2 separate regions of the Homo sapiens genome follow, and region 2 is linked to region 1. Evidence: chromatin loops called from intact Hi-C (ENCODE). Cell type or tissue: heart right ventricle. All regions are shown on one strand. Each heading gives the region's core, and the rest is flanking DNA. Links, peaks and the distances in the headings are about the cores only.

Region 1 (4,395 bases), core at 196-4,195:
AAGCCAACCTTGGAAATCTCATTAGAGTCCCCTGGTTTCCCAGTTTCTGAAAGTTTTCTATATTAGAGTGATCCAAATGCTGACATGATTAATGATTACATTTTCATAAGCCTCAGTTCCCACATTTGTTGTAGTTCTTCTACCAAATCCACAAGATTCTTTGACAGCTTTGCAAACATTCTTAAAAAATGTTTGTCCATAAACAGTAATAACAAAAACTCCACTCTCAAGATGCACTGATGGCAGAATGTCTAGTCTATAGAGCACAGTTCCTCATCAGCGCTCTGGTCCAGATTCCTCAAGGCAGTTGTTACTAACAATTGCTTCAGTTACTCTTAAAAGAACACACTGTATTCTTCCGAGTGTGCTAATATACATTTACACCAGAGTGGTGTTTCATTTAGATTTAGTTATAAAAATTGATTTATGTATTTGTGTCTTCTTGTATGCCCATGAAGAGGAACAAATCAAAACATCCCATTAAAGATTCCTCCACTCCAGGGTACAAGCAAGACTCCTATGGAAGACAACGCCCATTAATAATGAATTCATGTTTAAAAAATTTACAAAGCACGCAAAGATAGCAACTGTTAAAAGAAAGAGCCATTAAATTCAGTAAATAGGATAATTTATATCGAAACTACTCATGGTCATAGGGTAATCTGAAAAGAACATTAGTATAAGTAAAGCATGTTGGAAATATCCAAATGGATAAAGAAGAGAATAAGATAAAAACATTACTTTTTTTAATTAAAAAAAGCAAGTAGATTTGACAATGAACCAAACAAATCTAGAACTGAAGAATTATGGTATGTGAATTAAAAACCCATTAGACGATAGACTAGACAATTAAAAAGAAAATTTCAAAACTGTGGAATAAATATGGGAAAGTTATATCCAGTAGCACAAAAAGATATAAGGAGATGGAAAATAGAAATGTGAAGTTAAGAGATACAAAGGCGAGAAGGACAGGATGAACAGATATCTAACGGGAGTAACGGATGTTGAGAAGTGAGACATTAAGGAGAGCAACAGTGAGAGAAATATTGGGATATTTCCCAAAATTCAAAAAAAAGAATCTTCATATTTAAACAGAAAAGCATACTCCTAAGTAGGATGAATGTAAATAACTTGCAACTAATCATGTAATATTGAAATTACATAGTTGAGGATAAAAGGAAAATCCTGGAATCACGAGACAGGAAAGTTGAATGACCTTCAAGCATCATATGGAGAAACTGGCATCTCCTCAGAAACGACAGATAATAGAAAAGATCCAACCTTTTCCAAAGTGCTGAAGAGTAAGAAAAACTCCACCAATCTAGCTTTTATTCAGGAGTAGGAGTGGCATTGAGATACTCTCAGATCGAGACACTTGCTGAAAAACTTACAAAAGGATGCAACTCAGTGCATCAGTTAGCAGTACTTTTGCTACAATTTTGGAAAATCTAACCAACAGTAAATTACACAGGTAGGCTATTTTTCTTCTCTAACAAGAAGTCTATAAGTTGACTGAGCTGTTGATTCACTTATTCATCATTCACCCAACAAGTATTTATTGAGCACCCACTGTCTGTCTCCTGTGTACCTATCATGTATAGCTTATATTCTATCCTGATCATGCTTTTTACAATTGCAACTAACCCCTACCTTTACACTCCCATGCCCTTTACCTTGTTTTACCTTTTTTTTTTTTTACTGCATCTATTTTTTTCTGTATAATTATGTTGTTTATCATGTCTGTTGCTTAATGTCTGTCTCCATCTGCTAAGTTACAACCTTGGGGACAAGAATCTTGGTGCATAAATGAACTGCTAGGTAAATAAAAAAGAAACAAAAATGTTAAATCTGATATGATATTAGAACTAGACTTTCTGAGATTTTCTTGGTCTTATCCTTATGGCTGTCACCTCATGGTGACAAGATGGTGGTTTCAGGCCTATACATCAAAAGAAACAAAAATGTTAAATCTGATATGATATTAGAACTAGACTTTCTGAGATTTTCTTGGTCTTATCCTTATGGCTGTCACCTCATGGTGACAAGATGGTGGTTTCAGGCCTATACATCAGAACTTCATTCAAGGTAGAAAAAAAGGGAAGGGGACAGGGTAGATTCAGCAAATTTCAACTCATTTATCATTGACCAGAATTGTGTCAAATTATTTTTCTAGCTACTAGGAAGGCTGAGAAATCAATTATTTCACTCTGACAGTTTCTATCATGGAGGCAAGAAAATGGGATTGTATTTGGATTTGGAGCTTGGGTGAGTCGACATTTAATAAACCATATTCAATAAGCCATATTCAATAAGAAGAAGTTGGAAGATAAGAGGAAGAAGAGGACCATAAGAAACAAAAAATAACAGTAGAACTATCATATCTCTAAAAGAAAATAAAGTAAGAACTTTTTTGTTTTATATAATATCTGAAAGGTTATTGTTTATCCCTGTAACTCATTATCTGAAGAAAGGGATGATGAACAGGAGGAGGGAGTGCAGAGGAAGAACAAGACAGAAAAGCAGAATGCTGTCGATGATATCATGGCCTGGCCTGCCTCACACAACAGCTGGAAAAGTGGTTTCTTCTCAAACCTCTTTCCTCCCCCCAAAACTTGAATTTGTTCCCAATAGGCCCCTAATTAGCAATAGGCAAAGGAATCCCTCCTCCTAGTTCTAGATAAAACTGTTTTCCTTGTGTGTCAGGGGCATAGCCGTCTTGGGACAAAAAAGGAAATAACTGGCAGTTGGAATGGAAGACAGAAAGCCATCTGGCCAGATGTCTAGAGTTTACACTGTTCCCTTCAGGGGTGCTGAGAGACTGTGGAATGTGGTTTGGCATCACTCATGAGTGAAGAGGCTGCAGCCGTCATTTGGGTTTTACATTTAATGGCTCTTAGGAAATATATTTAAAAGTATATACACCTACTGACCACTCATACCTATGGGTACCCAGGAACTGGGCTGTATCAGTGCTTCTTCTATTTGTCAACATGGCATGGAGATGTTACTTTTTTTTTTTTTTTTTTTTTTTTTTGAGATGGAGTCTTACTATGTCGCCAGGCTGGAGTGCAGTGGCGCAATCTCGGCTCACTGAAACTGCAAATGCCTCCCGGGTTCAAGCTATTCTCCTGCCTCAGCCACTCGAGTAGCTGGCATTACAGGCACACGCCACCACACCCAGCTACTTTTTTTTTTTTTTTTTTTTTTTTTTTTGTATTTTTAGTAGAGACAGGGTTTCACCATGTTGGCCGGGATGGCCTCGATCTCCTGACCTTGCGATCCACCCGCCTTGACCTCCCAAAGTGATGGGATTACAGGTGTGAGCCACAGCGCCCTGCTGAGATGTTACTTTCTTAATAGGGCTTATTAAAAGTCTGCTTTTAAAAGAAAGAAGTTTGAAATGTGTCTTGCCAGGAGGAGAAGGTTGCTTGATGTTTGGTGACTCAATTTGGACACAGACTTAAACCCTTTCTCTGTGTCTGCCATGACACGCTCTCCCTGTCTGACGGCTCTGACAGTCTAATTCTAGCCTATACCAGGATGAATGGAAAAGGGGCTTGGAAGGGAGAAAAGGTCTGCACCCTATTTAAGATGGCTTAGTTTGAAAGCAAGTCACTACAAAACTTAGATGAAAATGCACTGACAATAGAAAGAATCCCACATCAAAGCCAAACAGTGATAGAGTATTAGTCCATTTTCACACTGCTGTAAAGAAATACAGAGTTCCCACTGTAGGATGACTTCTGTCATTTAGATAAAGGGAATCTAGTGCCCTAGACCACAAAGCATCTCCCTATTTAATGACTTAGTGAGGAAAAATAAGGCCAATTAGGAAATTACCTAGAACTAAGTCTTCAAAAGAAAAGACACTAAAACTGCCACTCCTGACAGATTGGCATGGCTCTGATGGCTTAGTGGATGGCTTACCCAGAGACTGGGAAATCTATTAACAAAAGAAGTTTAATGGACTCACAGTTCCTCATGGCTGGGGAAGCCTTAGGAAACTTACAATCATGGCAGAAGGTGAAGGGGAAGAAAGCCTGAACCTTCTCACATGGCGGCAAGAAAGAGAGGAAGGAGCAAAGTGGAAAGAGCACCTTATAAAATCATCAGGTCTCCTGAGAACTCACTCACTATCATGAGAATAACATGGAGGATATCGCCCCCGTGATCCAATCCCCTCCCACCAGGTCTCTCCCTAGACACGTGGGGATTATGGAGATTACAATTCAAAATGAGATTTGGGTGTAGATACAGCCAAACCATATCAGAGAGCATGGAGACAGAGATGGGCTCTGGTTGCTGCTGGGCAGAGCCATGCCAATCTGACAGTAGTGGCAGTTTTGGTGTCTTTTCCTTTGAAAACTTGGTTCTAGGTAATTTCCTAATTGGCCC
Region 2 (4,395 bases), core at 205-4,204, 200 kb after region 1:
TGGTACATATACACTGTGGAATACTATGCAGTTATAAAAAAGAATAAGATCATGTATTTTGCAGGAACATGGATGGAGCCAGAAGCTATTATCCTCAGCAAACTAACATGGAACAGAAAACCAAATACCACACATTCTCACTTATAAGTGGGAGCTAAATGATGAGAACTCATGAACACAAAAAAGGGAAGAACAGACACTGGGGTCTACTTGAGGGTGGAAGGTGAGAGGAGGGAGAGGATCAGAAAAGATAATTATTGGGTACTGGGCTTAATACATAGGTGATGAAATAATCTGTACAACAGACCCCCGTGACACGAGGTTACCTATGTAACAAACCTTTACATGTATCCCCCAACCTAAAATAAAAGCATTTAAAAAAAAAAAAAAAAGGAGCCCGTAAATCCAATTCATTCCTCAGCCAACACATAATGACAGCCCTGAAAGGAGAGATTAAAAAGCTACTCTCAGTTGTTAACTACATTGCTGACCTCATGTTTTCCTTCTTGTTTCCTTGAGAGATCACCAGTCAGTGTCTCATGATACCAGCAGTTACCATTTACTGTGTGCCTAGTAAATGGCACCATACTGGATCCTTTCAGCATGGTACTTTATTTTATCCTCAGGAAAAGCCCCTGTCAGTGGCGCATTCTTCTAACCTCTAGAGAGAATTCAGTACCACTCTCACCTTCTTCCTCTCTTAAAAAAAAAAAAAAAAAAAAAACACCCACACACAGAAAAGAAAAGAAAAGAAAAGAAAAGAAAAGAAAAGAAAAGAAAAGAAAAGAAAAGAAAAGAAAGAAAAGTAGCATTTGTATGGACGTTGGGATGGAAGCTTCCCAAGTTCTGGGATGCCGCTTCAGCATCAGAATGGAGAAGTTCAAAGACTCTCAAGGCCACATACCAAGTTCTCTAGGGGTTCTTCTCTCTCCAGGATGTGCCTATCAGTGTTCAGGCAGAAGGCAGCATAACACTTTCAAAAGGATTTCACTATGGAAGGTCAAATGAAAGAACTGTATTAAAGGTGCAGGTGGGGTGAAAAGAACCATGCAGGGATGCTGAAGTATCCAAGGACTAGCAACAGCAGGAATGCTTCACCATCCCAAATCCTGAAAAGGAGGAGAGGCAGTGGTGGTTGCAAAGTGCAGTGAAGAACTGGAGACTTGGCAGAGGGACCAGCCTACAGGAACTACACCTGCAGAAGAGCTCAGCCACTGCCAGAAGTAGGGAAGAAGCCAGGACTGTGAATCCCCTGACCACCCTCTTCTACCTTTCAGTCTCCTATTTATACCCCTCACTGGTCAAAGCCCATGACTCCAGGTGCCCAGATAGTCTTGGTGATGCAGTGCACAGAGATGAACTTCTTGGGCAAAACTCAGAACAGACAGGGATAGAAGATGGATGGGAGCCAGGAGAGAGGGTAGGAGCAACGGAAATCAACCAGCACAGGGCTCCCCTCCCAGATCTCTTCCTTCTCTAGTCTCTCTAAAACTCCACACAGCTTATGCAATAAAACTGGCTTCCTGTTTTTACTGGTTCCTTGAATGCATACAGCAGAAGGAACATTTTTCCAGAGCTGTGTAATTTATGCACAAGGAACCCTTGAGTCTCAGATGTGGCCCAGCTCCACTTACAAAAAAATTGCATGGGATCTTGGAGTGAAGTCCTTGGACTGATGAACAGAGGGTTTTTGCCACAGTGTCCCTCCTAAGTCCCTCTCCTAAACTTGCAACAGCAACAAACAGCTGGTGGAGATTTAGGAGTTCAAGATTCTAACCTAGTAGCTTTCCAGCTCATCATGAGTTAAATACTCTTCTTACCCCTTTAGAGGTAACAGTACTGAGGCTCAGAGCAATTGAGCAATTTGCCCATGACAAGCCTTAATAAATGTGGGATATTCTAGCTCTGCCCATCCACCTCCAATGCCCATGCCCTGTCATGAGCACACACACATGCACTCCCCTGCCTCTCAAGGCCTCTTCTTTAAGACATGTTTTCACAGCAAGATCATTGCATTATGGAGGAAATGCAATATCCACAATTATCTTCCTTTGATCCTAGCAAACATCATTTTCCTCTGACCTTAGCTGGGAGCTAAGCCTGTCACAATCATGACTGGCTTACTCATGATCAAAATATTCAGTGCGGCCAGAACATGCAGCTCGGCAAACTCTAAGGAGTCCCAAATATAACAACCTACTTTGCTCTGCCCAAGGAACAGAGACTGGCCCCAAAGGATTGATGCTGACCCTCTGCATTTGGTTTAGTTCCACAAAAGGAACCTAGGCAATCTTTTAGCATCATCGTTGTACTATCATGCTTAGAAAAATCCAGGCAGTCTAAATTCCTCTATACACACTACACATTCTTGTCAAGATTAATCCTAACAGAAGCCAGGAGCAAGTAGGACCACACATTCCACAGGCCTTGTGTGTTCCCTAATGTGGTTTGTAGATCAGCCTGAGACATGCCAAATATATTGGGTAACTGAAGACTCTTTTGAAAGAAAAGAAAACATAAAATTTGCAGTGCTGTACCATGGTTTTCAAGAGACTCATTGATCCCTTTTTATTTCTGCTCTGCATCACTGTTTCCTAAATTTGGTAGGAATCTTGCACTTTGAGCCAGATCCTTCTTTTTTTAAGGGCTGTCCTGTGCATCATAGGACATTAGCAGCATCCCTGGCCTCTGCCCACTAGATGCTAGTAGCATCTCCACCCAACCACGTGAGTCATCACAAGCAACAATATCTCCCATCATTGCCAAATGTCTCCTGGGGGGTCAAAATTGAGAACCACTTGTGAACCATATCTGTACAGTCTTGTCATGGTGAGAGAGTCTACACAGCCCCCCAAATCTACTTTTTCCAACTGACCTTTATTTACAGAAATGACCCCATAGCTGCTCCTCATTTCAGGTATGATATCTCTTCCCTTGTGAGAATCCCAAGTTAAAGAGACTCCATCCTGGAAGGTGTACAGGAAGAGCAAGAAACTGTGCCCTCATCCAAATTCTCTTTTACTATAGCCAGGATTTTTTAAAATGTTTTCTAAGATACAAAAATCACCAAGTCTCCTATTTCTAAGAATTTACTCCAAGAAAATAATTAATAATGTGTGCAAAGGTTTAATTGCAGAAAGAGCCCTGCAGCAAAGCTTGCAATATGGAAAATTGAGAAATAGCCTCAACATGGGTGAAATGAGCTGTGATACACTCATCCAATGAAACAGAGTCATAAAAAATGATGAGGATGCCCCACCAGGCACAAGAGCTTGCACCTGTAGTTCCAGCTGCTGGGGAGGACTGCTTGAGCTCAGGAGTTGAGGCCAGTCTGGGCAACATAGGGAAACCCTGTCTTTAAAAAAAAGAGGATGGAAATGTATTGGCACCATAAGATATTCACAAAATATTAACTAAACAAAGTAGATGACTGAGGAATATTTTCAGTACTCATTTCATTTTTAAAGTCTGTTTGCCCATATGCATAGAAAAAGTCTAAATTAAAATATTAATGGGGAATTTTAAATCTCTACTCTTTTGACCTTTATTTTTAATTTTTACAATAAACATTGTACTCATTTTACATAAAATATTTTATGTATGCTCTTAGGCTAGTTGCATATTATTTTGTTTCCAAAAATTGCAGAGAAAATGTCTAAGGAGAGAGAAATAAAACTCTTAGGAGTTGAAGTGTAAAACACGATATCATTCTTAAAGTTTCCTGGTGGCGTACCTGGATGTCTATTCCAGAGGATTTTTTAAAGCAAGATTACCACCAAGTAATACTAGTTTATATGTTTTTAAATTGTTTCTTCCTAACTAGAACAGGGAGGGAAATTAGTCTTGAGTTTACATCATTTTATTGAGTTTTTCTTAGTCCAGAACTATGAACCCAATGGATTACAACAGTATGAAGTCATTCAGAACCAATGCATTTGTCAGATGGCAAAGGCATTTATGAGCAGCTATATGAAGAAGACTGAATTCATGGCTTCACTCCAGTGCCATCATGGAGGTGGCAGAACTTACCGAAGTAAAGACTTGCCCAATATAGTTAGGGTTCCAAAAAATGATCTGCTAGCACTAAAAGGAGAAAAATCATAAACTCTAAGGGGTTGCATAGATGCTCTTTCATTACAAAAGTACTATCTTTTACAAGATTGTGAGATGCTGCCTTGGTGGAAATAAACAAGAAAAAACAAAGTCTCAGTGATCTATTCCAACCACAGTTTCAGATAAATTTGGCACCACTGAGCATCCCCATTGTTACTGAAACAGAAAACACTCAGGTCTTACTATTATTATTACTCCAGAACAACAAAGAGAGTTGCAAGGATTTTCTACAGAAAACATCCAGGTCTTACTACATGTAGAACTAAAATTAAAGCACAGCCT

Evidence for each region. Peaks named below come from ENCODE experiments on the same cell type or tissue, not always from the same donor. Only the 100,000 strongest peaks of a DNase experiment are listed, where the experiment ranks them.
Region 2: it touches region 1 in a loop (13-fold over the local background); 3 of 110 quality-filtered maps call a loop at or near these places.

The regions. Positions count from the first base shown.
Region 1 is chr4:15,247,558-15,251,952 of GRCh38, forward strand. All of the region lies in intron 2 of C1QTNF7-AS1 (C1QTNF7 antisense RNA 1), which reads right to left. Among named protein-coding and RNA genes, the nearest start is that of C1QTNF7-AS1, 180 kb to the right of the region's middle. In heart right ventricle, for the core only: no CTCF peak of the experiment used is centred there; a DNase peak (open chromatin) is centred at 2,567; H3K27ac peaks cover 1,881 bases.
Region 2 is chr4:15,449,811-15,454,205 of GRCh38, forward strand. No RefSeq gene overlaps it. Among named protein-coding and RNA genes, the nearest start is that of CC2D2A, 18 kb to the right of the region's middle. In heart right ventricle, for the core only: no CTCF peak of the experiment used is centred there; no DNase peak of the experiment used is centred there; H3K27ac peaks cover 1,469 bases.